Linked DNA regions of Homo sapiens: all the other regions are linked to region 1. Evidence: chromatin loops called from intact Hi-C (ENCODE). Cell type or tissue: heart right ventricle. All regions are shown on one strand. Links, peaks and the distances in the headings refer to the core of each region. The heading gives the core; the rest is flanking DNA.

Region 1 (5,831 bases), core at 356-5,355:
GAGGTGGGGGAGCTGGGTAGATCACTTGAGGTCAAGAGTTCGAAACCAGCCTGGCCAATATGGTAAAACCCCATCTCTACTAAAAAACAAACAAACAAACAAACAAACAAACAAACAAAATTAGCCAGGCATGGTGGTGGGTGCCTGTAATCCCAGCTACTTAGGAGGCTGAGGCAAGAGAATTGCTTGAACCCTGGTGGTGGAGTTGCAGTGAGCCGAGATCACGCCACTGCACTCTAGCCTGGGTGATAGAGTGAGACTCTGTTTCAAAAAAACAAAAACAAAAACAAAAAACCCCAAAATGTTACTTCATACCCCCCAAATCATGATAATCTCTGAATTGTGGGGTTTCTTCAAGATTTATTTTCTTCATTATATTTTCCAAATTTTCTCCAATGGCACATATTACTTTTATATTTGAAAGAACTACATTATAGAGAAATGAAAATATCATTTCACTAACAAAGTACTACGAAGTACTACTGAGCCATAGAAAAGAATGAGATTCTGTCATTTGCAACAACATGGATGGAACAGGAGGTCATTGTGATAAGTGAAATAAACCAGGCACAGAAAGACAAACTTAGCATGTTCTCACCTATTTGTGGGAGCTAAAAATTAAAACAATTGAACTCATGGAGATAGCAGACTGATGGCTACCAAAGGCTGGGAAGGGTAGTTGTGGTGGGGATTGGATTGGAAGTGGGGATGGTTAACGGGTACAAAAAATAGGAAGAATAAATAAGATCTAGTATTTGATAGCACAACAGGGTGACTATAGTGAATAATTTAATTGTAAATTTAAAAATAACTAGGCTGGGCATGGTGGCTCATGCCTGTAATCCCAGCACTCTGGGAGGCCAAGGTGGGCAGATCATGAGGTCAGGAGATCAAGACCATCCTGGCCAAAATGGTGAAACCCTGTCTCTACTAAAAATACAAAACATAGCCGGGCGTGGTGGCGGGCGCCTGTAATCCCAGCTACTTGGGAGGCTGAGGCAGGAGAATCACTTGAACCTAGGAGGTGGAGGTTGCAGTAAGCCCAGATTGAGCCACTGCACTTCAGCCTGGGTGACAGAGCAAGACTCTGTCTCAAAAACAAACAAACAAACAAAAACTAAAAGAGTATAATTGGATTATTTGTAACACAAAAGATAAATGCTTGAGGTGATGGATATGCCATTTACTTTGGTGTGATTATTACATATTTTATGCCTTTATCAAAATATCCCATATACTTCATAGATGTATATACCAGGTATATACCCACAAAAATTAAAAATTTAAATAAATAAAAAAAAACACAAAATTATTAGCTCCTAAAGGGCATAGTCTGTGTCCCCTTGTGGATTCTTCTGTATCTTCCACATAGTAGGTTCTTAACAACTATTTATGGATATTATTGATAGCAGCACTAGGTTTGAATTCTATTATGGTTCTAAGTCTGTGGGTCTTTGCTAGCGTGAATTTGTGATTGGTAAAAGCTCAGAAAAAGCAAATGTTACCTTATGATTATAAACCTTAAAAGATGTAAAATGTATTTTCACTGAAGGAAAAAAGTTTTATTTAAATGCCAATTTCAATGCCAGATATATTAGAGATATGATAAAATTTAATACTCATTTTCAAATGGATTTAGATATACCATCTGGGCTAGCTCGCTTCCCTTCCTCCTAGTTACTCCATGCAGTGGAACCTGCCTATATTAGCCCATTCTCACACTGCTATAAACACATACCTGAGACTGGGTAATTTATAAAGAAAAGAGGTTTAATTGACTCATAGTTCCACATGGCTGGGGAGGCCTCAGGAACTTACAATCATGGCAGAAGGAGATGGAGAAGCAAGTGCCTTCTTCACAAGGCGGCAGGAGAAAGAGAACAAAGAGGGAACTGCCAGACACTTTTAAGCCATCAGATTTTATGAGAACTCATTCACTACCATGAGAACAGCACGGTGGAAACTGCTCCCATGATCTAATCACCTCCCACCAGGTCCCTTCCTCAACATGTAGGGATTACAATTCAGATTATAATTCAAGATGAGATTTGGGTGGGGACATGGAGCCAGATCATATCACTGCCCAAAGCCATATATTGTATTAGTGTACCAGAGTCATTTTGTGGACTGTTTGCTTTGCCATGTTTCTTTATGGAAACAAGGTCATCTTCTGCCCACACGTCTTTAGCCCTTTCCCATGCTTGCCTTCTTTATCTCTTCTTTGTATACTTTTCCCTCCCTCTGTTTTGGACAGCAGGGTGGAGGTGAGGATCAGTGGTCTGTACTCAGCAACTGCTTGTTTGTCAGGTCCAGCTTTGGTCTGTTTACATTCAGTCCCCTTGTTCGTGCCTTTCACAATGATTCTGCTGGATGACTATATCCACCTCATTTTAGGTGAGGAAACTGAGGGACACACTGTAAGTGGGAGTCTGGACAGGACTGGTAAGACAGCTTGGTGTGCAGTTAGGAGCAAATCTGGCGCCAGGCTGTCTGGGCTTGAATCCAACCCTCCCTGTCCACCAGCTCTGTCCCCTGGTTTCCTCGTAGGGATGATAACAGTCCTATCTTACAGAGCTGGAATAAGGACTGAGTTAGTCAATTATTTGTAATGCACTTAGAACAGTGCCTGGCACAGTATAAGTGCCACGTAAGTGTTTTCAAAGCAAATAAACTAAAGCCTGTCTGACTCCAAAGCTGGTAATGGTGGAATTTGAGGCCTGCTTTTTGTTCCATTCCCCTATTATAGCAGCAGAATTGGACAAAGATTAAACTCGGATTCTGGATGGGGAACAGAGATTTAGAGGCTGAGGCACCCAGGGACCTCCAGCCACCGTCAGAAACCTCTTGTTAGCAGCCATTCTGAAGAGGGGAATCCATTAGCTTGAGGTTAGGCCAAGAATACTGAGCTCCTCCGGACCCAGCGCTGGGCTCACGTAGGTCAGAGCTCCCTGGTGGCCTACCAGGGTATACCCAGGCAACAATCTAAAAGGTAGTGTGTGCCCCCTCACCCGCAGGCGGGACCTGGCCTGCCTCTCCCATGCTATCATTCCCGCCTGGTGCTCTCCACACCAGCTCCAGTCTTGCTGGCCCGCTGTGGGCTCCTCCACGGGGAAGCTCATTCCTACCTTAAGGCCTTGGCATCCATCTGGAATTCTTCCCCCAAATTGTTACACAGTTAAATCTCCCTCACTCATGTCACCTCTTCAGGACATTTCCTTACAGACACCTTCCTTGATCGTCACTTGGGCTGTAGTGCAAAACAGAAGGCATGCTCAAGTGGGAGTGGCCAAGGAGAGTTTAAAGGAAGGGTTAGAAAGAAGTGAGCCGGATCGGGAGACCATTATGGGATGGGGAAGCCTTTACCATACCTAGGCCTGGGAGGTTGAGTGGGACAAGAGGAGATGAGGAACCTTCTGGAAACCCCCTAACCACCTGCAGGAAGGGACGAGATAAATAAATGCACGTCTCTCTTCAGCTCACTGACCATCTGCCTACCTCCCGTTAATGGAACCGCGACTCACAGGTCAGCCTCCCAGCCAAAAGGGGGGAAGGCTATCGGAAATTACCCCGCGCTTTTTCTTTCCATGTCATTATCTTCTCCTCTTTTATCTTAACAACACCCGCCACAATTATCTTCTTTTGATTTACATGTTTATTGTCTGTCCCGGCCCCCAATTCCCTCTACAATGTAGATACCTCGAGGGCAAGGACTTCCAGGTAGGGTGTGTGTGGGTAGGGTGTGTAGGGTGTGTGTGTGTGTGTGTGTGTGTGTGTGTGTTTCCATCTCTGCGTCCCCAGCGCCTGGCCCAGTGCCTGACGCATAGTAGGTGCACAGTGACTGTTGGTTGACTGCATCGACAGACTAGGACACAGGTAGCCTTCCTGGAGAAGAAAAGCTCATCAGGGTCGTTTTTCTTTTTCTTCTTACAAAAAGATCAGGTGGCTGTGTACTTCCCGGCGCCGGGCCAGGGGCTGCCCCGCCTTGCCCCTACCTCTGCGGCCAGGAAGGACTGCAGGTGCTGCGCGGCCAGTGCCCGCGCGTCCTACTGCTCCGGTGCCGCAGCGCCCGCTCCCCCGGGCCCGGGTGCGCCCCACTGGGCGCGCGTCTCCCATATGATGCCAGACCCATCCGCCCGCCCCTCAGCAGCCGGCGGGGCGCAGGGACGTGCGGGGCGGCCAGCGGATTCCCTCTATCGGGCCGGGTGTGAACGGGAGGGAGACACGCAGCGCTCGCTCCGGGTTATTTTTAGTCCGTAGCTGTGCTCCCCCTCCCCGGGGGCGGAGCGGCCCTCGAAGGTGGGGAGGAGAAGAAGCTCCCGGCGCCTCCGCGCTCGCTCCCGCGGGTCACTCACGGCGCGTTGGAGCCCGGGCGGCGCCGGGAACAGCTGCCGCGGCGTCCTCTAGCAGCGCGCGGCTCTCCCGGGACCTGCGCCGGCCGGGGGCGGGGAGAGGCGGGGAGGGGAGGCCGGCGGGCGGGAAGGGGCGGGGAGCGCGCTCCTGCGGCGGCGACGGCGGCGGCCGTCCTCATCCCGGCGCTTGAGAGGACGCGGGGCTGCGCAAATGGCTTGTCCCGCTCTCGGTCTGGAAGCTCTTCAGCCCCTGCAGCCCGAGCCGCCCCCCGAGCCCGCCTTCTCCGAGGCGCAGAAGTGGATTGAGGTAGGTGCGGGTGGCTGGCGGGCGGCCTTGCACTGGCGCCCTGAGCCACGGACCCGCGCACGCTCCGACCGCAGGTCCAGCCTTGCCTCCCCCCAACCGCCCCCACTTTCTTTTGCCAGCTGCTCCAGGTCACCCCCCCGGGCCTCGGCGAGCCGCGAAACCTTAGCGCTTTGGCATTGGAATCCCGGGCGAGGGTGGGCGTGAAAGGGGACACTGCAGTCTAGCTGCGCGCGTGAGGGCAGGAAGGGATCCCCTGCGCGTCCATCCTTCCTGCCCGCTGGCCTCGCAAATCTCAGCTAGCGCCGCTTCCAGGCGCTGCCAAGGGAAGCGCAGTGCTAGCAAAGCGTTGCAAAGGCGCAGGAAGCGCGAGCCCCCAGAGACTTCACCGGTGCTCGCATTTCGGGGTATCTTGCTTCTGGTCCCACATTTCGCCCCTTGTCCCCCTACCCCGCACCCTTCCGGAGCAGAGTTGGCAGTGTCTTCACGGAGGCGCATACCCACCGGAGCCTCTTGCTGTATTCCTGGCACCGGGTCAGGTGTGAGGCTGGCACAGTGCGCAGGGCGGGGGTAGCTTGCAAGACCCACCTGCGAGCACGCATCCGCATAGACGCTGCCCAGCCTTTGGCAACCCCCGCCCCTCTCCATCCCAAGGACTGCAGGGTCGGTTCCGAAGTACGGGCTACCCGGTCTGGTTGGCATATTTCACTTCTTAAATAACTCGTTGGCAGGCCAGGGAAATCACTGGAGCTCTCGGCTCTCAGTCCCGGAAGCGCTCACTGGGTGATCCTGATTCACGATGTCTATCAGTAGATGCAGCTTGGTAGCCCCGAGCTCCCGAAATGAACTGTCTGCGGGGTTCAGGACGCTTGAAGGGCATGAAGGGGAAAGGTGACCCCCTATGATTAGTGCAAGGAGCCTCAGCTTCAATGGGTGGCCTTTCTGGAGGCTTAGTGGAAGGTATGAATTTGGCCTTGTTTCCCTCAGTGACAAGCAGCCCTCTTTGCCTGGTAGTTCAGAGGAGGAAGTGTATCGCTAAATCATGACCCAGCAATGTTGAAGCTTCCAGAATTCCGCCTGTCACTTAGTGACTCCCCACTCCGTTCAGCATTGTGGTTCCCAAGAAGCTGCTAGAGTAACAAGAGCTCCACGTACAGATTTAAACCTGCTGAGCTTCC
Region 2 (5,865 bases), core at 490-5,489, 60 kb after region 1:
GTCAGGAGTTAGAGGCCAGCCTGACCAACACGGTGAAACCCCGTGTCTACTAAAAATAAAAAAAAATAGCTGGGCATGGTGGCACGCGCCTGTAATCCCAGCTATTCAGGAGGCTGAGGCAGGAGAATCGCTTGAACCCGGGAGGTGGAGGTTGCAGTGAGCCAAGATCACGCCATTGCACTCCAGCCTGGGTGAGAGAGTGAGACTCCGTCTCGAAAAAAAAAAAAGGAATAACTTGCCCACCGATTAAACTGTGAGTTCTTTGAGGGTATTTTATGTATAGTACTCAGGCTGGCGCTGAGTACTGACTTAGTAAAGATTTGTTGAGTGATTGTGTGACCAGCGTCAAGGTGTGGCTGTAGGCTTACTTTGCTGGGTGGTTTTGGGCAATTTATTTACTCTGAAACCCAATGAACCTCACACCTGATTTGTCTCCTGCAAATAGCTAATGTGAGCTCAAATGAATAAATGTAAATAGTTTCTGTAATTTCAAAATGCCAGGCAATAGAAGATTTTAAAACCTGGTCACGATAATAACAATAATATTGAAACCCAAGCTATAATATTTACCCTGGTATGCTTCATAATAGTGAGAACTGGAAACAACTGATATTTTCTGTGGCTCACGCTTGTAATCCCAGCACTTTGGGAGGCTGAGGTGGGTGGATCACTTGAGGTCAGGAATTTGAGACCAGCCTGGCCAACATGGTGAAACCTCATCTCTACTAAAAATACAAAAAAAAAAATTAGCTGGGTGTGGTAGCGGGCGCCTGTAATCCCAGCTGCTCAGGAGGCTGAGGCATGAGAATCTCTTGAATCTAGGAATTGGAGGTTGCAGTGAGTCGAGATCATGCCACTGCACTCCAGCCTGGGCAACAAACTAAGATTCCATCTCAAAAACAAAAAAAAAAAAAAGAAAATTTTATCACTAGGTTATTTGTTAAATCACTGATGCTACACACACACAATATAGTATTAGGCAGCTGATAATATTTACTGAATGTTTAAATTATGTGCTGTTCTACTGTGAATGAACTGGTCTAGGCAAACCTATCCCCAAAGGCCAAGGGAGCTGACAGGCCAAAGAAAGAAGCTGACAAACCTAGTTTCTCAGAAAGAAATAGGGACTTACAAATAGAACCAGTGTCTCCGGCAGCTGAGAGATGGTGGATCCCTGCACTTGGCCTGCAAAAAATATCTTTACATAGCAAGCTTTTAGGGCAAAGACATGTGCAACTGGTCATTTCTAAGACTTTTTTGTGAAATTTGTGACTTTTGGGGAGGTTAGATACCCATCTTTATGAGGGGTTATCTGTGCTATAGGCATTGCTTCTTTGTGAGGGGTTATCTATGCTATAGGCATTGTTTCTTTGTGAGGGGTTATCTATGCTATAGGCATTGTTTCTTTGTGAGGGGTTATCTATGATATGGGAACACATTGGTCATCACAGAGGTTTTGTTTCAAGATCGAGTCACTCCGGGTGAAAACAGCCTGTTTTCCTGCATGCACCAGGCCCTGTTCTAAGCATTGAACAAATATCTCATTTAATCTTTACAACACCCCTTTGAAATCCAGATCCAGAGTCCTCAGTTTACAGATGAAGTAGAAACTGTGTGACTGGCACAGGAAGAGGTGCGCTGTTTTGGGCATCAATCAGAAGCAAGCTGAAGAGCCATTTATTAAGCATAGGAAAAACAACCCTGATAGGCGATCCATCCAAGAATTAGTAGTCGTTATCTCTGGAGACTAGATTTCTGAGGGAGTTTCTTTCTACAGGGAGTCAGTGTTGCTCTGTTGCCCAGGCTGGAGTGCAGTGGTGTGATTTTGGCTCACTGCAATCTCCACCTCCTGGGCTCAAGTGATCCTCCCACCTCAGCCTCCCAAATAGCTGGGACTACAGGCACGTGCCACCATGCCTGGCTAATACTTTTGTATTTTTCTGTAGAGATGTGGTTTCACCATGTTGCCCAGGCTGGTCTTGAACTCCTGGGTTCAATAGAGCCGCCCACCTCAGCCTCCCAAAATGCTGGGATTACAGTTGTAAGCCACTGTGCCCAGCCTCTAGAGGGTATTTTAAAATTTGGTTTGAAAAATTTTTTTTACAATGAGCATGTATTATTTTATATTTAATGAAATAAAGCAATAAATGATCATTCACTTTGGAACTATCCATTTTCTTAAAAAGAAGTAGCCAAGAAATGAAATGTTAACATAACTGAAATGTTAATGTAATTATTTGTCATTTTGGCAATGAAAGTTGTTTAATTCGAGCTAAAATAGTGCATTTGAAACAAAAGAGAGCTGCCCCTACCCACTACTTTTCTTGTTTTCTGGGTCTCAGCAATTCACTTGCATTTGACTTTCATTTATCATATTTGTGAGGATAGGTGAAGTTTTAGCGAATAAGTCATGTAGTATTAAATCTCAGTGACTGTAAAAAAGACTACAGCTTTCCAGCCAGAAATGCCTCTTTCCATAAGGGAACAAATTCTCTGACTTTCAAAAATTTAATATAACAAAAGACTCTATTCTAGATTGTATGGAAGTTGTAAATTTTAATTACATCTGCGTTTTTCTCCATTCACCTGGTGTGAAGAGGGAGGGACTCAACCTGGGTGAGCAGCTATTTAAGCATCTGGCACAGGAATCTTGGTCAGCCACATGCATGTACAGGACTATAAAAAAGTCCAGGTTTGCGTTGGGAGTCCATCACTAAGTGTTTATGTGCCAGTGAAGTCACCAGGCCTTCAACACCCACAGCCAAGAGCTGTGCCGAGAGAAGCAGGCTGCCGCTCCTGCAGTCTGGTTGACAAGCCTCCGTGCCCGGCACCTGCGCCTTGTTGCCTGTGGGATTCCAACTCTGATTGTTGCCTCAGAAACTGTTGTTACCACAGAACTTTCTCACACTCACTGGCCCAGACGTTTGCAGAATTCCAGGGCTAGTGTGTGGTTAGGCAGCCAAATTCCAATTTTAGAATGCTGCTTGTGACCATGAAACTCTGTTAACTCAGGCTTTTAAAGGGCTGACACGGTGAGAGATAGAGAGAGAGAGAGAGAGAAACTGTGTTGGGGAGGAAACAGTATGAAGATGAACAAACAAGCAATTGTTTATTGTTCTCAACTAGAGAACAAACATATATTTTGATCTCCATAGGATATGAGTGTTAGCAGTGATAAAACATAGGTATTTGAAATGTGGAATGATGCTGGAATCTTAAGTCATCCACATTTCACAAAGGATTGTGTTAAAATTCTTTCAGAAAGGTAGAGGGCTTATTTCACTTCTGAATTTCCAGTCACTTCACAATCTGCCTCAGTAAAGTGTCTCAGAATTTTACATTTCTAAGTCACTACGTTTTGTTTTATTTTATTTTATTTTATTTTATTTTATTTTATTTTATTTCATTTTATTTTATTTAATTTTATTATTTTGAGACGGAGTCTAGCTCTGTTGCCCAGGCTGGAGTGCAGTGGCACAATCTCAGCTCACTGCAACCTTCGCCTCCCGGGTTCCACAGATTCTCCTGCCTCAGCCTCCCGAGTAGCTGGGAACACAGATGCCCACCACCACATCCTGCTAATTTTTGTATTTTTAGTAGAGACGGGGTTTCACTGTGTTGGCCAGGCTGGTCTCAAACAGGAGTTTGTGATCCGCCCACCTCGGCCTCCCAAAGTGCTGGGATTACAAGCGTGAGCCACCATACCCGGCCAAGTCATTAAGTTTTTTTTAATGCCTACAATAACCCTTTCTCCTTGTGAAGCTTATGGAAGAGCCTACATTTTCTTCCTTTCCTTTCCCCTTCCTTCCTTCCTTCCTTCCTTCCTTCCTTCCTTCCTTCCGTCCTTCCTTCCTTCCTTCCTTCCTTCCTTCCTCCTTCCTTTCTTCCTCCTTCCTTCCTTCCTTCCTTCCTTCCTTCCTCCTTCCTTCCTTCCTTCCTTCCTTCCTTCCTTCCTTCCTCCTTCCTTTCTTCCTCCCCTCCTTCTTTTCTTCCTTCCTGCCCTTTTCCCTCCTCTCCTTCCTTTCTTCCTCTCTGCCTTCCTCCTTTCTTCCCTTCCCTCTTCCCTCCCTCTCTTCCTCCCTCCCTCCCATGCCATTCTGACAGGTATTATTATCAGCATTGAGGATATAACTTCGAACCAGATGGAAAAGTTTCCTTGCCCTCAAGAAACTGACATTTTGGTGCAGATAAACAGATAATACATACTAAATAAGAACTTCAGAAATATTAAGTGCTATGAATAAAACTAAACAAGGTAATGTGATAGAGGGGCTGATAAATGTGGATGAGGGGGGCCTTCTACTCTTAATTGGGTGCTCTAGGCAAGCTTCTCTGTGGAGCTGGCCCTTCAGCTGAGACCTGAATGTTGAGAAACTATGGGAAATACTGTCAGCCAGACCTGAGGGCTTCCATTTTCCGTGTGTCAGTGGTGGCAGGTGGGGCAGGATGGTAATACCTACCTCACAGGATGATTGGGATTAACTGAGGTAACATGCCAAAATGCCCAGAATAGTGCTTTGGTACTTAATAGCCTTGAATTATAATAGTAGAACTTAAAAAGGTTCCCACCCCCATTTTTCATGCCTGTTGAAGTATTCATCATATCATCTGTATAAAAATCTGCCAGATATAGAGGTCAGAATAAAAGATCTATCAGAGCCATGCCTTGGATTCAGGGTGTAGGACCAGACAAGATGATGCCAGAATATAGCCCTGCCTCTTGAGATTACCAGTGGGGTTAATTATGTTCCTTTATTTGCCAACTTTATTTCAGGAGTTGGCTGGAGCTTGGTTATTTGATGGATGAGTTGGACATAGGACTTCCCAATATGAACCACGCCTTAGGTTGACTTAACCCGATTCCTCCTCCCCAAGGAGGTGAGATGCAGGGACCTCTGAAGGCAGGGCCAACGTGCTGGCCTCCGGAGGCCCTTGAGATATGCTCACATGCTTGGCAGGTCCTCCACTGAAATTCTCGAGTTCTGCTCTGCAGAGCATGGAAGAGATGGCTTTGGCCTGGAAATTTGATGGCAGGTGTTACCTTGTGGCTGCCAAGAGCTTGATGATAGAGATTCCTCATTGCAAGAACGCTGGAGAAAGCACATTTTACTGTATGTGGGCCAATTTGAATTTCTTCTTACTAGTTGGTAATTGTTGTAGGCTCTGCTTCAAAAAGGTGCATACAAGGCTTACTCAAGTAACACATTTGTAACTAACGCTTGAGTTTGTATAGCGTGTACACCTTGACCTGGATCTTTGGGCCTTACTGCAACCTTGGGGGTTGTTAGGGCCGGCCCCAAGAATCGTATCCCCAAGTAGTGTGGCATACTGGTTAAGGGGTATTGATATTCTGAAGCTAGACTTCCACGGGGTTGGATCCAGGTTCTACCACTAGCAGTGAGATCCTGGTTAACATATTTACCTACTCTGTGACTTGGTTCCTTATGGTAAAGTGGAGATCATTGTGCCCACCTCATAGGAGTGCTGTGAGAAGTGAGTTACTCTATGTAAGCTCCTTAGAGTCATACCTGGGTGTGAACCAAGACTTAAATGGCGGGGAGAGAGAGACTTAAGAGGTCAGATCGCTGATTCAGGTGAGCAGATTTGCAGAGTTGAGACTCAAACACAAGTCTGATTCTAAGTCTAGTAATCTTCCTACTTTTTCTTATGTTTAACAGTTATTGGTTATGATTTTAAAACATAAACTCAGAAAGAAGCATAGGAAGATATTTAGGATCCTAGTAATAGAATCACACACTATTTGAAGTAGTGGTACTGTTATCTCTCCTTTACATATGGGGAAACTGAGGTATATTGCAGTTGTTTTGCAATGACCTGATGTTACTTTGGTTGATATTTTTAGTA
Region 3 (5,865 bases), core at 440-5,439, 280 kb after region 1:
AGGAGCCCTCATCCCAACAGCCCAAGGGCATAGACGTAGGTACTGAGGAGCACAGGATTAGTCCAAGTCACATTAATATTCTGGAAGCTGGCCATCTCCAGGATCCCATATCCGCCAACCCCCATCCCCAGACACACACCTCTTCATTTGGGAGGCCAAGTCTAACCTGAACTAGGGAACATGTTCTGAATGACAACTCAGCCCATTTTCTTTCTAGTATTATCAATTCTCAACTTCTTAATTTTTTTTTGAAAATGGCATAAATATATCACTCATAGGTTTGTTATTTCTTTTTTGGCCAGTTTGCTGATATTTCTTAAAAAAAAAAAATCTTGAGAAAAAAAATCATACAGGTTGAGCCTGCCTTATAGAAAATGTTTGGAATGAGAAGTGTTTCAGATTTTGAACTTTTTTAGATTTTGGAATATTTGCATATACATAGTGAAGTATCTTGAGGATGGAACCCAAGTCTAAACATGAAATTCATTTATGTTCCATATATACCTTATACATATAGACTGGAGGTGATTTTATACAATAGTTTAAATAATTTTGTGCATGAAACAAAGTTTTGGCTGCACCCCATCACACAAGGTCAGGTGTGGAATTCTCCACTTGTGGGGTCATGTCAGCATTCAAAGAGTTTTGGAGTTTGGAGCATTTCAGATTTCAGATTTTTGGATTAGGGATGTTCAACCATGTACTTCCTGGTACATGAAAGGGCAAACGAGTTTCTCCTTTTATTTAACTAACTGGCTTCTGGCCACATTTGGGCTGAGCTAGTTAGAGCTTCACAGTGGGAGTAGAGATGGGAACGCAGGACAGACAAAGGTAATTCTTAAGGTCTGCTCTCATTTTCTCCATGCCCATTGGGTGAGATAATCAAATCCCAGATCCTGGAGAAGGCTGCCATTTTCTTCTTGGGGTCCCAGAAGAAAACCTGGATCTATGGCCACCCATAGTGGCCTAAACCAAAATTCTGACCTGTAGATATTATAGATGGCAGAGTTGAATGAAGGGACCTCTTTTCTCTCCCATAATCTACAAACTACTTAGTGGGATGGTAAGAGGGTCCCAGCTCAGAGAGGTTTAAGTCTTCTAAGATCTTAGCAAAGATTATAAATCACCTTAAAAGATGAACTGACTAGATTGAATATTTTAAAAGTAAGATTTTTTTTTTTTAAACTGTGAGAGGAAGAATGGGACGAATTTTTGTGTCTTTCTGGAAGGCCTGCTTAAGTGAATTTTGATCCATGAAGTTTAAAAGCATGGGTTAGACTTTTCTACCTAATCCTGCAAATTTCTTAATCTTTCTTAGATACCATTAATCAATAGTCTAAAATAGATGAAAAATCACAGCCCTTCTCCTCTATCGAGGACTACAGTTTCTTTCTTTTTCTTTTCTTTCATTCTTTATTTTATTTTATTTTTTTGAGATAGAGTCTCGCTCTGTCACCCAGGCTGGAGTGCAGTGATGTAATCTCAGCTCACTGCAACTTCTGCCTCCCAGGTTCAAGCCATCCTCCTGCCTCAACCTCCCTAGTAGCTGGGACTATAGGCGTGTGCTAGCATGCCTAATTTTTTTTCTTTTTTCTTTTTTTTTTTTTGTATTTTTAGTAGAGAAGGGGTTTCACCATGTTGGCCAGGCTGGTCTTGAATTCCTGACCTCAAGTGATCTGCCCACCTTGGCCTCCCAGAGTGCTGGGATTACAGGCGTGAGCCACCACACCTGGCCCAGCTTATTTTTTCTAGAAGCCACAGCTGCTGAAATCAACATTCTCCACTGAATACATGGAGGCAGCATTATGCAATGGCTTGTCATATCCATGCTAATAGAAACCTCAGCTAAGAGTCCTTCTGTGCAGCCAGATTATTAGAATACTCTTGGGGAAGACAGGTTACAAGTACAGTTTTTCAGTTTAGTTCTCTTAGACTTAAATTGTCCAACATCTGGAGAGCAGAGAGAGGCACTCACACATTTATACACATTCCTTTTGAGTGGATTGAAGGGAAGGTGGGCAGCCATTGCTTTGGGGGTCATCTTCCAGACAGCTGCCTGCTAGGGAGCCCTTTGCATTCGGCGATGCTGCTGCTGTTCATTGTCTGGCCATGGGAGTAACAATTTTGGACATCATTGATGATGTCTGGAATTCTTTGGTGTCTAAGTGCATGGTAGTTTTTTTTTTCTTTGTGTTAGGCTGGTTTCAAAAATGGACTGTCACCATATTTTGTTGCTAGCACTTAACAGTGAGCTTTTAAGAGCCCTCTATGTCTTGAATTTTGGGCTCCATAGCCCACTTGTCCCAAAGTGAGTCATTTCTTTGAAAGAAAAATAAAAGGAGGAGGATTTTGCTTTGGTTTCTATTTCTGTTTTCATCTTGCTGCTTCAGCTTTTGCTGTAACAAAGGTTTATGTAAGCATCACAAAAAAGGCCCTATGGTCTTGCACAACATTTAATAAGCTCCTATAAAACATATAAATTATATGTATGCACAGTCTAAGAGTTTTTTAAAGACTGATTTCCCTTGCATTTTTCTTTTAAAAGAGATATTCAGAGTTATCCTGACAAAAATTAAATGACTGTGTGCATATTAGAATACAAAATATATACCTAATTTATGTGTTTTACTCCTTACTCTTGTTATAAAATGCCTTGTTTTCTTGATTCCAAGATGCCATCAACTGCACTATCAATTACAGCAGTTTTACAAGAAATAAAAAGAAATGATTACAATGAACATATACATCAGCCATCCATAGTTGTCAGATGCATCTAAAATTCAATAAAATAAAATAAGAAAAAGTGAGTGTCTTAAACTTAAGGCCAAATGATATTTTTTTGGAAATGGAGAAATTGCCTCCATTCACATAGGAAGCCTTTAAGCCAGCTTTCTACACAAAGAAGCATTTAACGTAATACAGTTTTACTTCATGGAACACCGCCCTCTTTCCCCACAAATTCTACCCAGGTTATACCTTTTAATTATCTTAATTTTATTTTTTAAATGCATTTCCAAGTGAGAGGAGCCTGGGGCTTCAAATACCATTTTTCTAGCTCTTCTTTAAACCTATTTTGGCACCTACATATAAAATGATATTGACCCGATTCAGTGACATCACTGAAGACAAAGACGGTCACATTTTGGCGTTTGCGGCAAAAGGAGGCGGTGGGGTGCCAGCACGCCCACCGCCCGCCCAGGGCCAGAACACACCGCCAGTCACGCGCTGTGCGCAGCCCGGGAAGGGGGCAGTTTTCCAAGCCCGGTAGCGCCCCCACGCGGCAGGACGCCCAGGCGCGCGGAGACGCGACGGGCGCTGATCGCGGTCCCTCTTGTGTTCGCTCTCTCCACACTCAGGAGCACCAGCATGTTTGACATGCGGTGTGAGGAGGAGGCCGCGGTGCAGCCGCACAGCAGGGCCCGCCAGGAGCAGCTGCAGCTGATAAATAACCAGCTGAGGGAAGAGGACGACAAATGGCAAGATGTGAGTTGTGGCCAAGGCGCGCGGGCAGCGGGGAGGCTTCTGGCAGCAGAAAATCCAGCCGGGTGGGTAGACGTGGACTTGAAAGCCATGCGGGGAAAGGGAGCCCCTAGAGGGTTTCAAAAGGTGACACGGTAAATGTGGGACTCAAAGGAAGGTGAGTAGCAGCGTGAAGGTATGGAGTGATGGCCCAGACATGTAATCAGCAAACACCCTGGCCAGAAGCTTGGTCACAAAAGAGGGGAGGGGAGGCAGGAAACTGGGATGGGTTGTAGAATTGAGGCTGCACTATCTTCTGAGGTTATATATTTCAAATTGATCATGATGATGATGGTAGTAACGATAACAATGACCAACATCAAATGTGTACCAGTACCAGGCATTGTTCTAAGTACTTTGCATGCATTCATTTAATCCTCTTAGTAACTCAATGAACTAGCAACTCTTATTGTCCTCGATTCCACAGACGAATCCCAGCACAGCTGTCACTTGCTGAACGTCACATAGCTAGCGAGTGGGGGAGCCAGGATTAGAACCAGGGAAGGAAGGCTAAAGAGGCTGATGAGGGCTTTGAGATTGTGTGCTGAGAGCCAAAGCGGGGAGAGAGGAGGGAGAGTGGATTATTTCATTTAATTCTCACAAAGCACTCTGGAGGTAGCTATTGCAAACTTGACTCCACCTTTAGTTTAAAAAGTTAACTTCTCCAAAGTTCATAAAATATAGTAACAATTATGTCTAAAGTATCTTGAGCACTTACTATGTGCCTGGCACCTTACGTCTATTTTCACATTTAACCCTGCAAGCTTGTAAGAATAGGTGCTATTATCATCATTTTAGAGAGGAGGAAATGGAGGCACAGGGAGACTAAGAAACATGCCTGAGATTCCAAAGCATGGAAAAGACAGAGCTGGGATTATTTCCCACAGCTGCAACCCCAACCATCTGCCTCCAGAATCCTCACTCTTCATCATTATGCTATAACTACCTGTAGGATTGTGGTGAGGTTGTTGTAAGGATCAGATGAATTAATACATATAGAATCACCAGATCTAAAGACTCCAAAACAGTTTTTTTTCTGCCTTGACTGCCTTCCATGTGGAAACTGTAAATGAATCCCTACTATTCTATTGTCAGCAAATCTGTTCACAATGCAGAGGTTATAAATAGGAAGGAATGAAGTTTCTTACAGTTACCTTGTGAGGCAATTCTCTGAAATTTGGCAACTGACATGAAATGTGATTGCATATTTCACACTGCCATATTTAAATAAATGTGCAGCCCTGCTATGGATACTGTAGATAATATCTGGATGTTTCTGCCTTTGAGGCATTCCAGTTCCAACCAGACTTACATTGGATTGTGTGGGAATGCACACGATGTTATAGTGCCTGGGCCCATAGTCAGTTCTCTAAAGAGTAGAAATGACTAAACTCTGAAGAATAGAAATGGAATTATGCACAAGTCTGAAGAAGAATATTATATCTTTCTTTCCCTGCCAGGACCTGGCTCGTTGGAAGAGTCGTAGAAGAAGTGTTTCTCAGGACTTAATCAAGAAAGAGGAAGAAAGGAAAAAAATGGAGAAGTTACTGGCTGGAGAAGATGGGACAAGTGAACGAAGGAAAAGCATCAAAACCTACAGAGAAATTGTTCAAGAAAAGTGAGTTCTTTCTGTTGTCGTTTTTAATGTACAATATTATCTAGGTGTTTTTTTTTTCTAAAAATTATTGGCTGTCACAAAGGTTCTGATAGTAACATTTTATATTCCCTGTACTATCTCTTCAGTGCTACCTTCGTTTCTACCAAGGTCTTCTTTGCAATTTTCATTAGTTGACTTTGTTATTGCTTCTCCCATGTCCTTTAGAGAGCGGAGAGAGAGAGAGCTGCATGAAGCATATAAGAACGCTCGGTCCCAGGAGGAGGCAGAGGGGATCCTTCAACAGTACATTGAGAGGTTCACCATCAGTGAGGCTGTTCTCGAACGCTTGGAGATGCCAAAAATTCTGGAAAGAAGCCATTCAACAGAGCCAAATTTATCCTCCTTCCTGAATGACCCCAATCCCATGAAATACCTGCGGCAACAGTCACTGCCTCCACCCAAATTCACTGCCACTGTTGAAACCACCATTGCTCGTGCCAGTGTTCTGGATACCAGCATGTCAGCAGGCAGTGGGTCTCCAAGCAAAACTGTCACTCCCAAAGCAGTGCCTATGCTGACACCCAAGCCTTACTCCCAGCCCAAAAATTCTCAAGATGTTCTGAAGACCTTTAAGGTAGGACAAGTTCCTTAAGAGTAGAACCAAAGCTGAACTCCAGGGAGTGGATGGAAAGAAGCATCATGACTCAAGAAAATGTCATTCTTTTTACCATACAAAAGAAAAATGTGTT
Region 4 (5,865 bases), core at 484-5,483, 78 kb after region 1:
TCACCAGGCCAGGCAGCAACCCAGACTAGCTGCTTTGCAGCAGAGGGCAGCTAGGATGTAGAGGACAACATGTGATTTGCATTCTCCATCTCTCACATCACCATAATGGAGACACTCTTCCCTCTCCCCATACACCTGGTTACAGTTGGTTTTTGGGGTATTTTTTTCCTGAGACAGTCTTGCTTTGTCACCCAGGCTGGAGTGCAGGGGTGTGATCTTGGCTCACTGCCACCTCCACCTCCCAAGTTCAGGAGATTCTCCTGCCTCAGCCTCCTGAGTAGCTGGGATTACAGGTGCCCACCCCCATGCCCGGCTAACTTTTGTATTTTTAGTAGAGCCAGGGTTTTGCTATGTTGGCCAGGCTGGTCTTGGACTCCTGACCTCAGATGATCCGCCAGTCTTGGCCTCCCAAAGTGCTGGGATTACAGGCGTGAGCCACCATACCCAGCCCTGGATACTGTCTTGATGAACAGAAATCTGAGTGACTGAGCATGGTGTCTAAAAAGACTGAACCTAAAGGAACTGTTTAATTTATTGCATAGGAGTAAATATTTGCCAGACTTTTCTACAGTTGGGTCTCCCTTTTTCCAATAGTCTGAATAAAGTCTTCCTATGGATGTTAATATCTTAATCCTTAGAGCCTCTGGCTATATTATCTTATATGGAAAATGAGACTTTGCAGATATGGTTAAATCAAGGATCCTGAGATGGGGAGATTATCCTAGGTTATCTCAGTGGACCCTATGTTATCACAAAAGTCCTCATAAGAGGGGGACTGGACATCAGAAGCAGAAAAAGAGGAGATTATCCAATGTTATCCCAGTGGACCCTATGTTACCACAGAAGTCCTTATAAGAGGGAGACTGGATATCAGAAACAGAAAACGGAGAGATGATGATGGAACCAGGTATTGGAGTGATGCATTTCGACGATGAAGAAGGGACCATGAGCAAAGGAAAACAGGTGGCCTCTAGAAGCTGGAAAGGGCATGGAAAGCCTCCTGTTCCCCGTGCCGAAGCCTCCAGAAGGAAGGCAGCCCTGCCAACATCTGGACATTAAATTTCCTACCCCTAGAACTGTAAGAGTCAATTTGTATGGTTTTAAGCCACTAAACTTAATGTGGTAACTTGTTAGAGCAGCCACAGGAAACTAATACACCCTTCTTGTCCTAAACCAGTCACTTAGAAACATTGAAGCTACAATTTCTTTGCTCATTTGAGTGCAGAATAAAGCTAATAGAGTTCTATTTTATTTTTTCTCCCATTCATTTTCCTAGTAAGATATTATTTCTGACTATTTGATGAGCAAGAACATTGAGGGGTAAGGAGTGAAGTTCAGTAACTTTGCCCAGGTTGAATGGTTAATGATTGAGCAGGATTAATCTAAGCTGCAGAGACACTGTCTGGGAACATCATGCAAGATCAGGGTCTCATATAAAAATGTATTAAGTAGAAGTTTATATACAGAGTAAGCTTTCGGTATCTCAAAAATCTTATTTCTGAAGTCCTATATTGTAGCAACTTATTGACATGATGATTCCTATAATAGAAATAATAAAACAGTTGCCACTACGTGACTCAAATTGTCCCCTCCTTATTTTGAAGACTTCACTCAGCTTCTCAAGAAATAACCAGTGTACCATATTTGTTCCACTTTCAATGATACAGGCACTTTTCAATTCATTTATTACTTTTGTAAAGTTTAGTTCTAATAAAGCTCATAGAGCCATAAGAAAATCTCTTTAAACCTTGTTTTTCTATTAAAAAAATACATTCTGGGTTGTAAATTAGGAGGCCAGGAATTCTTGTTCCCTCTTTGGAGGTGATTGTGGTGGTGGTTTGAGCTGTCTCCTTGCCTAGATCTAGGTACCTGGACTCCACAACTATTCACTGTTCGCACTTCTCCGCCTGTGTAGAGATGGCATGACATTTGTCTGAACATGAGTATACCTCCAGTTTACCTCTCCTTGAGCTTTTCTGACTTAGAAAAGTGAGCAGTTGCCCCCACCGAAGGGTCTGGGGTTGCAGACTTACTTAGGGTCTGCTCATGGGTCTGGGGCATTAAAAAATAATGTCCATATGTTGGGGACAGCTTGTATTAAGAATAATCTTTGTGAGCCAGTTAATGCTGTGAGAGATTTTTTCCTGACATTGTCATTGTGCTATTTGCAGCACAAGTTCCAACAAAACAACTTTTCCATTTTATCATCGGGATTGTAGAAGCAGCATGTAAAGTGATTAAAATAATGGCACCAGGGCAATCTGTGTGACAGATGCTGTCAGGACTGGAGACAGAATGCAGAAATTTCCAAATTTCTGTGTGTACTCTTTGGTCCTTCCCAAGGAGCCTTCGTGTGTGTTTCAGTCCTTGTGGAGGATGGGAAACTAGGATTTTGTCAGCGTCTGGGTATATATTGGAAGTATGGAGCTGGTTGAAAAAAAAAATTTGCGAAGGAGATATAAAGCAGAAAATTAGGGTAAAAACACATGGTTTTTGTCTGGTCTTTTGCATTTCCTGTGTGAAAGGTGAATCCTTGAATCTGAAAATGAAAGCCATCTCCAATGTCTCCTAGGTAATATGTCAAATACTGTCACGGACCTCAGATCCCTTTCATTGCACTCTTTGTTATTTCTGAATGTGAGCTTGACACACAAATCTTCTTTTAAGAAGGCTTTCCAGAAGGCCTACTGTAGCTGTGTGCATGCTTTAAAATAAAAGTAAATCCCTTTCTCACTTAAACAAAACAAAACAAAACACCAACCTATTTGTGTCCATGAAAAATATCTTTGCATGTCTAGACAGTAGTGCTGATCGGCTGCCTTTTGTAAGGAAGGGATACAGAAAAACTATTATTCTCCCCAGAAACCTTGTAAGGTCCTACGTGACCCAAGTGACCTCTCACTCAACTAGTGAAACAGGAGCCAGAAGTGTGCAAGGAGCCTGAGCTGGAGCTTGATGCTGATGTTATAAATCAGCCTTGGCATTACTGGGCTTTCCTGTTTTTAGCCAGCAGTCCTTGGGGACTGTTGCTGATTGAGAGTGAGAAAGATTTCTGAACCATTGTAAGTGGTGACACTGACATATCATTAGGCTTCCACCCAGATGGCATTTGTAACAGATAGAAAGGAAACTGTAGTGGAATTAACTTAAAGAGGAAAGAATTAAAGCACAATTTTACAGGCATACGTAGCATGGGAAGGATCCAAAGGGAACTTTTATTTGCTGTCTGCTTTTGCTAGATACTGTGCTTGGTGTGTTGTAGGTGGACTTCAAAATAATGAGAAAAGGTTTTTGTTTTTCATTTACAGAGTGGCCAGGAGGGCCCTATGCCTGCTAGTTGAAGTTATCTGTGTTTACCTCTCTGTTTCATGTAAATTCAATTTTTTCCCTCTTCTTCTCCTGGGCATCTTCTTTTTTGTTTTTTTTCTTTTGGTTTGTTTATGACTGTAAGTCATTAAAGCAGTTCCCAAAAACTGTTCTTAGGTCTTTAGCTGTTGTTGGATGCAGTTGAGAATTTTTTGCTTTCACAATGGCCCAAAGTAAATTGTCACATGTGGTTTAAGTCTGGACCCTGCAGTGACCACTGGATTATCATATCCATATCCATTCCATGATGCACTGAATTTGTTACTAAAATATCTTCTACCTGGAATATGAGAAAGTGCTGGGGGCATTCATTGTTTTATTGCAGGATAGCTGTTTTCCCCAATCAGCTACCTTTTTTTTTCTACATAGCTGTGGAACAAACCACATCCAAAGCATATTCAAGTGTGTGATTGACCCTCATATTGAACAGATATTAAAATTGCCCATTTCATGGCATGAGGAAGCTGCTCATTGAACAGAGATGTACCCTCCATCATCCATATCTGCAAAGATGAGAGAATGGAGGTTCAGAGAAGTAAAGGAACTTGTTCAGGCCACATCGTCAGGTGAGTAGTGGAGCAAAGACTCATACCTGGTCCTGTCTGATTACAGTGCTTGTGCCTTTTAATTTTTCTTTTCTTTTCTTTTTTTTTTTTTGAGACAGAGTCTTGCTCTGTTGCCCAGGCTGGACATAATCTCGGCTCACTGCAGCCTCCATTTCCCAGGTTCAAGCAATTCTCCTGCCTCAGCCTCCCGCCACGACACCTGGCTAATTTTTGTATTTTTAGTAGAGACAGGGTTTCACTGTGTTGGCCAGGCTGATCTTGAACTCCTGGCCTCAAGCGATCTACCCGCCTCGGCCTCCCAAAGTGCTGGGATTACCAGCGTGAGCCACTGCGCCTGGCTGGCTTGTGCCTTTTTATTACAGAGCTTTTCAAACTTCTGCAGTGAAGGACTATTTTTTTTTTTTGTTTTGCTTTTGTTTTTTAAATTTCCAATCCGCTGTAATACAGGGCTGACTGCACAGGATCAGCATGCTGCTTGCATCACATGCACCTCGCCCAGGCCAGTTGGCCAACACCTAAACAGATTTACATCTTGCTCAGCAAGATGAGTCCTGCCATCACATGGCTTGGATGTGGTGGCGATGGCCAGACTGCTGTAAATGTGGATTATCAATCCTGTAATGTACAATGCCATGGACCAGCAGTGATCAATTCACAGATCATGCTTGAAATAATGCTGCTTTGGTTTAAGGGTGAGGGGAGCATCTGTCAGGGAAAAGCCAGACTCCTTTGACTAAAGAGAAGCATTGGGAGTGCAGTTGGGAGGCTAGGAATAGAATATGTGGAAGATGTACCCTTCAGCGTGCAGATGGTGTGGTTTTCTTATTCTCTCCAGGACAAACTTGAATTCCAGCAAGTCATGTTCTGATTCAGTACATGCAGATTTTTGTTCTGAAGTCAGATGGGGACATAATTGCAGTGTCCACTATAGGAAAAACACCAAGTGATTTCTAATACCTACAACAAGCACAATTTGCCTGGTAGAAAGGGGCTCAAAAAGGGGAGGGCAGGCCAGCGCCGTGGCTCATGCCTGTAATCCCACTTTGGAAGGCCAAGGTGCATGGATCGCTTGAGCCCAGGAGTTTGAGACCAGCCTGGGCAACATGGTGAAACCCCCATCTCTATAAAAAATACAGGAATTAGCTGGGTGTGGTGGTGTGTGCCTGTTGTCCCAGCTCAGGAAGCTGAAGTTGGAGGATTGTGTGAGCCCTGGAGGTCAAGGCTGCAGTGAGTTGTGATTGTGCCATTGCACTGCAGCCTGGATGACAGAGCAAGACCCTGTCTCATTAAAAAAAAAAGAATTAAAAAATTTCTTAAAAAAGTGGGCTGGGTGCAGTGTGTCACGCTTGGAATCCCAGCACTTTGGGAGGCTGAGGTGGGCAGATCACGAGGTCAGGAGTTAGAGAACAGCCTGGCCAACATGGTGAAACCCAGTCTCTACTAAAGATACAAAAAATGAGGCGGGCATGGTAATGTGCCCCTATCATCCCTGCTGCTCTGGAGGCTGAGGCAGGAGAATCACTTGAACCCGGGAGGCAGAGGTTGCAGTGAGCCGAGATCATGCCATTGTAGTCCAGCCTGGGCGACAGGGCAAAACTCCATCTCAAAAAAAAGAAAAAACAAAAAGGAGGAGGGCAACATCCTTGCATGAGTTTCTCCAGAAAACTTTATTAATTCACTTGGTGATTTGTTCTGCTTCCTTACTGAACATCTCCTGTACACTAGGCATTTTGCTTGATGCTTCATGATTAAGGTAGTATTCCTATACTGTGTAATTTACAGCTGCTGGAGGAAAGGAAGAAGTAACAAGAAGACATTTTAAAAATTATTAAATAAACTTGAGCATTAATTTTATTAGTTTCCCCTCTATAATTAACAAGTTTAACAAAAATACTGTTTAATGCTTAGTTATATCTTTTCTAGGTGATTAAAT
Region 5 (5,865 bases), core at 289-5,288, 69 kb after region 1:
AAAAGATTTTAAACATGGAACAGATGTAAAAAGTAATTTGCTTGTTTTAATACAGAGAGAGAATGACTTCTAATGGCTTCATGTCTGGGAAGGGTCTTGATCCCATGAACTGATCCTGTCTCATCTATTTCTTCCTTAATCCTCTTCTCTTGGTCTTGGTTTCCACCCTTGCTTTTCAGTATTCTCAGGCAGTTTTTCTTTTTTAAAGACGGAGTCTCACTCTGTTGCCCAGGCTGGAATGCAGTGGCATGATCTCTGCCCACTGCAACCCCCGCCTCCCGGGTTCAAGCGATTCTCCCACCTCAGCCTCCCAGGTAGCTGAGACTACAGGTGTGCACCACCACACCTGGCTAATTTTTGTATTTTCAGTAGAGACAGGGTTTCGCCATGTTGGCCAGGCTGGTCTCGAACTCCTGACCTCGGGTTATCTGCTGGCCTCAGCCTCCCTAAGTTCTGGGATTACAGGTGTGAGCCACCACACCCACCTGGCCTGGGTGGTCTCTTTCTTACCACCCCATCTCTTTTCTTTTGCCTGCTGCCTCTGCTACCTGCTTCTTTTTAATCAATTGTGTTCACTTTTAGTTGTTTACAATCAGTTGCCAATCTCTGAAAACAGTTTCCTGACAAACACATTTCTTCCCTCTTCCTGTTGGAGGCTTTTCTGTTTGGGATTCTGCCCACATATGCAGACACTTAAACTTCTAGTTTCATGGCTGTCTTAGAGGACTTGGGTTGCTGGGCAGCTGAGAGTTGGATGTCTGAGGTGCTGCTGTTTTAAGGAACATTTATATGCATGTGAGTGGTTTTGATTTGAAACTAAGGATGCTAACTATGAAATCTGAGAGAGTGAAAAGATTCTTTTTTTTTTTTTTTTTTTTTTGAGACGGAGTCTCGCTCTGTCGCCCAGGCTGGAGTGCAGTGGCGGGATCTCGGCTCACTGCAAGTTCCGCCTCCCGGGTTCACGCCATTCTCCTGCCTCAGCCTCCCAAGTAGCTGGGACTACAGGCGCCCGCCACTACGCCCGGCTAATTTTTTGTATTTTTAGTAGAGACGGGGTTTCACCGTTTTAGCCGGGATGGTCTCGATCTCCTGACCTCGTGATCCGCCCGCCTCGGCCTCCCAAAGTGCTGGGATTACAGGCGTGAGCCACTGCGCCCGGCCCGTGAAAAGATTCTTGTAAGATTCCAGGTGATTCTTAGTTCTTTTCATGGTCTGTATATGAGAAGTGTTTTTCTACATCTTTCTTTATGATAGTAATAGATGTTTGTAACAGTATAGACATTTCACAGGAGACTTTAGTTAAATTTAGGAATCATGACTTTATCCTGGCAATTTTACTTTAGAAATATTATATGCTTAGAGTAATTCAGATAACTCAGTCCTTTGAAGGTTCTCTACATATTACTGCCTTTCATATTTGAAGATAGATTTGGAAATGATTGTCCTCTGGGTGTAAAGAGTCCAATATATACTGCTGTTGTTTCCACACAGCATTGTCATTTCCTACCAGGGACTCTCCCTTTTAAACTTAAGAGTTGGCACGGAAACATTATTGCTCAAAAGAGCCACCCATTCCCGAGTGTGTTTGACAGGTCTTTGTAAACAAACTTCTTCAGCCTTGCTGAAATTAGTGGAAAAATCTAGGCTCTCATGTTTACAGTTGACGTGGGTTTTCCTTTCACCTAAAATAACCATTACAAGTAAGATACTAAGTAAAAAACATACTCATTTCTACTTGGTATATGAAAATAATATATGTTTGATGTATTCAGTGAAATTCCAGTTAACTCATAACTCTTTGAGGCCATGGATGGAGAGGTGGCATTATTAGTCTCTACCTCCAGTGCCTCACACAATTCCTGGGCACAGAAAGAGACATACAATTCATGTTGGGTCAATCAAAGAATGATTGATCATTGGCACCTCCTGATTCTATTTGGTGGTCAGAGAAAGTGGCAGGACTTAAGTTATTTTACATATAAACATTTCTTGCAAAATTTGGAGAGGATGTTTTGATGGCTTGAGATCTTTTAATTTCTTTGAGTTACTTTCATTGTCCTTCCCACCCCTTCCCTCTCTCCACTCTGAACTGCATAGGGCCTGCCTGCAGTGAACTACTCACTTCTTCTGACTCCAAGGAAGGCCATATCATGTGTTTTAAGTACCCCATAAAATTTATCTTCAAAGTAAAGCTTCCTTTGCCAAGCTCACAAATGATGGATTTTTGTTTTCCTTCGGCCTGAGGGTCAAAAGAATGGGCACTTTTGTATGTACAGTCTTCGGGGCCATTTCCTCCCTCCTATCCTACTGCCCTCTCCCTGTCTTAGGCAAGAAATCACTTGGTTCCGAGCAGTGACCTCCGCTGGGCCAGACAGTTCTGAAAGCCTTTGTGTGTTCATTTCCTTAAAGAAGTGGAAGGTAACATGTTTGAAAGCCGGACAGCTGTGGCCTGTTCCAAAACATCAATGTTGATTGTTTGTTTTTCTGGATTTTAACAAAGGAGCTTTTGCCAGGAGACCTTTGCACTCTTGCTTATTCAAACCCCAAATTACAAAAATACATAACAAAAATAAAACAGAAGCCAGACTTAAGGTTATCTTACCAAAACAGGACGTCTTCCTTCTTTAGATTGTACAAACACATGAGTTCCCTAGTTAAATTCAATCAATCATTCCTGACGGATTCAGCTAAAGTTTTGCTTTAACTCATACCACATTGTCTAGTCCTTAGAGCTTAGTTCTATTTCCTCACCTTGTTTACCTACAAAATGGTGCATCTATTTGGAAAAAAAAAAAAAAAGAAGAAGAATTTACTGGTTCCTTTTTACCTCTGTGTATTCAGCAATAAAAAAAAAATTCTCTGAAATGTGTGCTGGAGAATAATAAGCAGTTTTCCTTGGGTGGTCTTAACAGCTTAACAGATTGCTCTGAAATTGAAATCCTCAAAGATGATCTGTTCAAAGGAGGGGTGTCGACTTTCTCATCTTTTGGAGAGAGAGAGGGATGCAGCATTAGCTAGAGACAGTATGAGGTCGTGGTAAAGAACATGAACTCTGAGGCCAGTTGGTTTGGTTTCAAATCATCTGCCTCTTACTAGCTGTGGACCTTGGTTATATCACTTAACCTCACTGTCCCTCATCTGTATAATGGTAATAATAGTAGTACCTCCTCCGTGCTATCATGATTAAATAAGTTAATATCTCTAAAGCACTACATAATAAGTGCTGTGCAAGTGTTTTTAAAACACATGAAAAGGAAATAGAGATGAGATAATGTCAGAAGAGATTAGTGTTAAGCCCTTGAAGGGAGGGGGCAATTTCAAATGAGAAGAGCTGATAGGGAGTGGCAGAGAAAGCAAGTAAATTGGGGATTAAATGATAGACTATGCATTTGGCCATTTGGAGTTCTTAAGTAACTTCTAACTATTCAGAATGTGGCTTTAAGCAAGCCAATTTATCTCCCTATCGGTAAAAGGTGACACTTGGCTGGCTCGATATTCTGTTATGTGTCCCAGCCCCAGAAATGCACAGACTGGTTTCCATTTTTAGTGGAGTGCTGTGAGCAGAAGCCAGACTGAGATTTCAGGTTGGATTGAGGAAAGATGAAAGAGCTGACACTTGGTATCTAAGTCATTTCCTGGCAGTGAGTGAGAAGAGAGAGCATCGCTAATGGCAAAGCCAGGGCTGAGAGGCATGGGGTTGAGTTGCTGTGTGAAGACAGTCGCTCACTGCTGCCTGAAGTCTTCCATGGTTTCTTCTGTGATTTCTTCCTTTCCCATCTCAAGCATTTGATTCCCCTTCTTACTTTTTTTCTGACTGTTACTCTTTCGAAGTTGCCTGTGAAAGGGCCTCCTTGTTTGAAATCTCTTCTTGGGAAGGAAGAAAGTGGCATGCAGCAACGTAAATAGCAGGTGCAAATCCTCCAGATGAGTTCCAGCCGAGGGAGAGTGGTGCTTGAGTGGCTGTGCTGAATTCCTCCTCCCAACTTGATAGCAGATTTTTGATATTACAGTCCATCTGTGCACCATTTTTTAATGCGTATGTTTTTGTTTTTTGGTTTGCTTTATTCTCATTTTTTCCCTTGGGCTCTTTAAGTAGTCTTATTCTACAAAGCAGCATTTTTTTTCTTTTTCTTATTTGTGCTTCTAGTGCTCTGACCCATGGGTTTTTTTAAATATAAATTCACTTGCGTTTAGCCATAGCCACCGAGTGAAGGGTACTCATTTCTGAGGAACATACTTATTATTCTGGCATAAGCTATGTGAACAGACTGTTCTCTACAGATTTGAGTATCTTTGAGAGGTGCTGGCGACAACAATGGCATTTGGCAGCATGATGCTCTGTTCAAACAAATATTCAACTTGGTTTATATTAGCGTTTGTATCAGGCTGTGGTAAGCACAGTATTCTCAGATTTGAACCTATAAAGAATTATGGAAAAAGGATGGTGAGGTCCGCAGAAGTGGTCATGGCACTTATATTTTTCCAGTTTGCCTTTCTTGATTTTTCTTCATTAAATTTTCATTCAGTGTTTTTATCAGACAGGATGTGTTAGATGATGCTGCAGTAACAAATGATACCCAAGTCTCAGTTGCTTAAAGAAACACCATTTTCTTTATTGGCTATGCTACATATCCATGGAGGGCTGGCCTTCATGTAGGCCTTCATGTAGATGCACGTTGATAGATATCCCCCTGTCACCAGTTACAAGGGAAGGAAAGGAAACATGGTGAATCATGCACACTGTCTTGTGGGATTTGGCTTAGAAGTAATATTACTTCTGCTCATATTCATTGGCCAGTCAATGAAAGGCAAGTCAAATGGCCATGCCTAACTTCACATGGATGGGCAGGGAAACACAATCCTATAATGTTCTTGGAGGAAGGAGAATTGGAAATATTTGGTGAACAGCACTAAATTCCTAATACAGTATAGACGTTACGTAAGTCAAATACCATAATAGAGTCTAGGGGCACAAAGATGAATGGAGTGTATTCTAATTCTAGAGAAATTATATTTTTTGGGGGAAATAGCTTTATATAGGAATTTCAAAATGATGGTGATGAAGCTAAGATGTTTTTAAAACCATTTCTGTATTTTATTATATTTATCTATTTATTTTTTGAGACAGAGTCTTGCTCTGTTGCCCAAGCTGGAGTGCAGTGGTGCGATCTTGGCTCACCACAATCTCTGCCTCCAGAGGTTCAAGCGATTCTCTTGCCTCAGCCTTCCGAGTAGCTGGGACTACAGGCACGTGCCACTACGCCCGGCTAATTTTCGTATTTTTAGTTGAGATGGAGTTTCACCACGTTGGCTAGGATGGTCTCGATCTCCTGACCTCAAGATCTGTCTGCCTCGGCCTCCCAAAGTGCTGGGATTACAGGCTTGAGCCATCGGGCACCCTGCCCCCATCTCTGTATTTTAAAAGATTAGGAATGTTTCCTTTGTTGTTTCATTTCTCCAGTTTTTGTAAGTATGTTCCAAAAGTTACAAATAGCTACTAAATAATCTTCAGAACTTAAATATGATGAAGAAAAATTGGCTTTACTTAATTTTACATAATGTTTGGGTCCTTTCTTGAATCTTTATATGTGAAAGACATCATTTTTGTGGTTTTGCCATGCTTTAGCAGTCTAAAAATTGAATGTGCCTAAGGAGAATAACTTTTTTATTACATGCTGGCTTAAATCTCAGACAGAATTCCATTGAAAGCCAGTTGGTTTTCTGTTTTGTTTTTTTTTTCTATGTGTCTTTCAGTGCTGAAATTGGAAATAAACCAGCATTATGGCTTCATGACGGAAAGTGTAGCAATTCTGCACAATGCACAAGCAAGTTTGTCATTTAAAATAGCAGACATCTGTCAGAAGT

Evidence for each region. A loop is a pair of places that touch in the nucleus more often than their neighbours do. Peaks named below come from ENCODE experiments on the same cell type or tissue, not always from the same donor. Only the 100,000 strongest peaks of a DNase experiment are listed, where the experiment ranks them.
Region 2: a loop joins it to region 1, with 2.7 times the contacts of the local background. A loop is called at or near these places in 34 of 110 quality-filtered maps.
Region 3: a loop joins it to region 1, with 6 times the contacts of the local background. A loop is called at or near these places in 30 of 110 quality-filtered maps.
Region 4: it touches region 1 in a loop (3-fold over the local background); 30 of 110 quality-filtered maps call a loop at or near these places.
Region 5: a loop joins it to region 1, with 2.9 times the contacts of the local background. A loop is called at or near these places in 42 of 110 quality-filtered maps.

Annotation. Positions count from the first base shown.
Region 1 is chr4:41,356,281-41,362,111 of GRCh38, forward strand. It overlaps a transcript of LIMCH1 not described here. Among named protein-coding and RNA genes, the nearest start is that of UCHL1, 100 kb to the left of the region's middle. In heart right ventricle, for the core only: a CTCF peak has its summit at 2,967 (motif pointing left); DNase peaks (open chromatin) are centred at 4,381, 4,951 and 5,155; H3K4me3 peaks cover 1,568 bases; H3K27ac peaks cover 3,444 bases.
Region 2 is chr4:41,415,763-41,421,627 of GRCh38, forward strand. It overlaps a transcript of LIMCH1 not described here. Among named protein-coding and RNA genes, the nearest start is that of LIMCH1, 120 kb to the right of the region's middle. In heart right ventricle, for the core only: no CTCF peak of the experiment used is centred there; a DNase peak (open chromatin) is centred at 2,829; H3K27ac peaks cover 4,619 bases.
Region 3 is chr4:41,641,144-41,647,008 of GRCh38, forward strand. It overlaps LIMCH1 (LIM and calponin homology domains 1), which reads left to right. Exons shown (of 32, transcript NM_001330672.2): 15 at 3,357-3,483; 16 at 4,980-5,137; 17 at 5,342-5,750. Among named protein-coding and RNA genes, the nearest start is that of LIMCH1-AS1, 49 kb to the right of the region's middle. In heart right ventricle, for the core only: CTCF peaks have their summits at 3,286 (motif pointing left) and 3,494; a DNase peak (open chromatin) is centred at 3,278; H3K4me3 peaks cover 498 bases; H3K27ac peaks cover 2,164 bases.
Region 4 is chr4:41,434,367-41,440,231 of GRCh38, forward strand. It overlaps a transcript of LIMCH1 not described here. Among named protein-coding and RNA genes, the nearest start is that of LIMCH1, 100 kb to the right of the region's middle. In heart right ventricle, for the core only: no CTCF peak of the experiment used is centred there; no DNase peak of the experiment used is centred there; H3K27ac peaks cover 5,000 bases.
Region 5 is chr4:41,425,160-41,431,024 of GRCh38, forward strand. It overlaps a transcript of LIMCH1 not described here. Among named protein-coding and RNA genes, the nearest start is that of LIMCH1, 110 kb to the right of the region's middle. In heart right ventricle, for the core only: no CTCF peak of the experiment used is centred there; a DNase peak (open chromatin) is centred at 2,354; H3K27ac peaks cover 4,619 bases.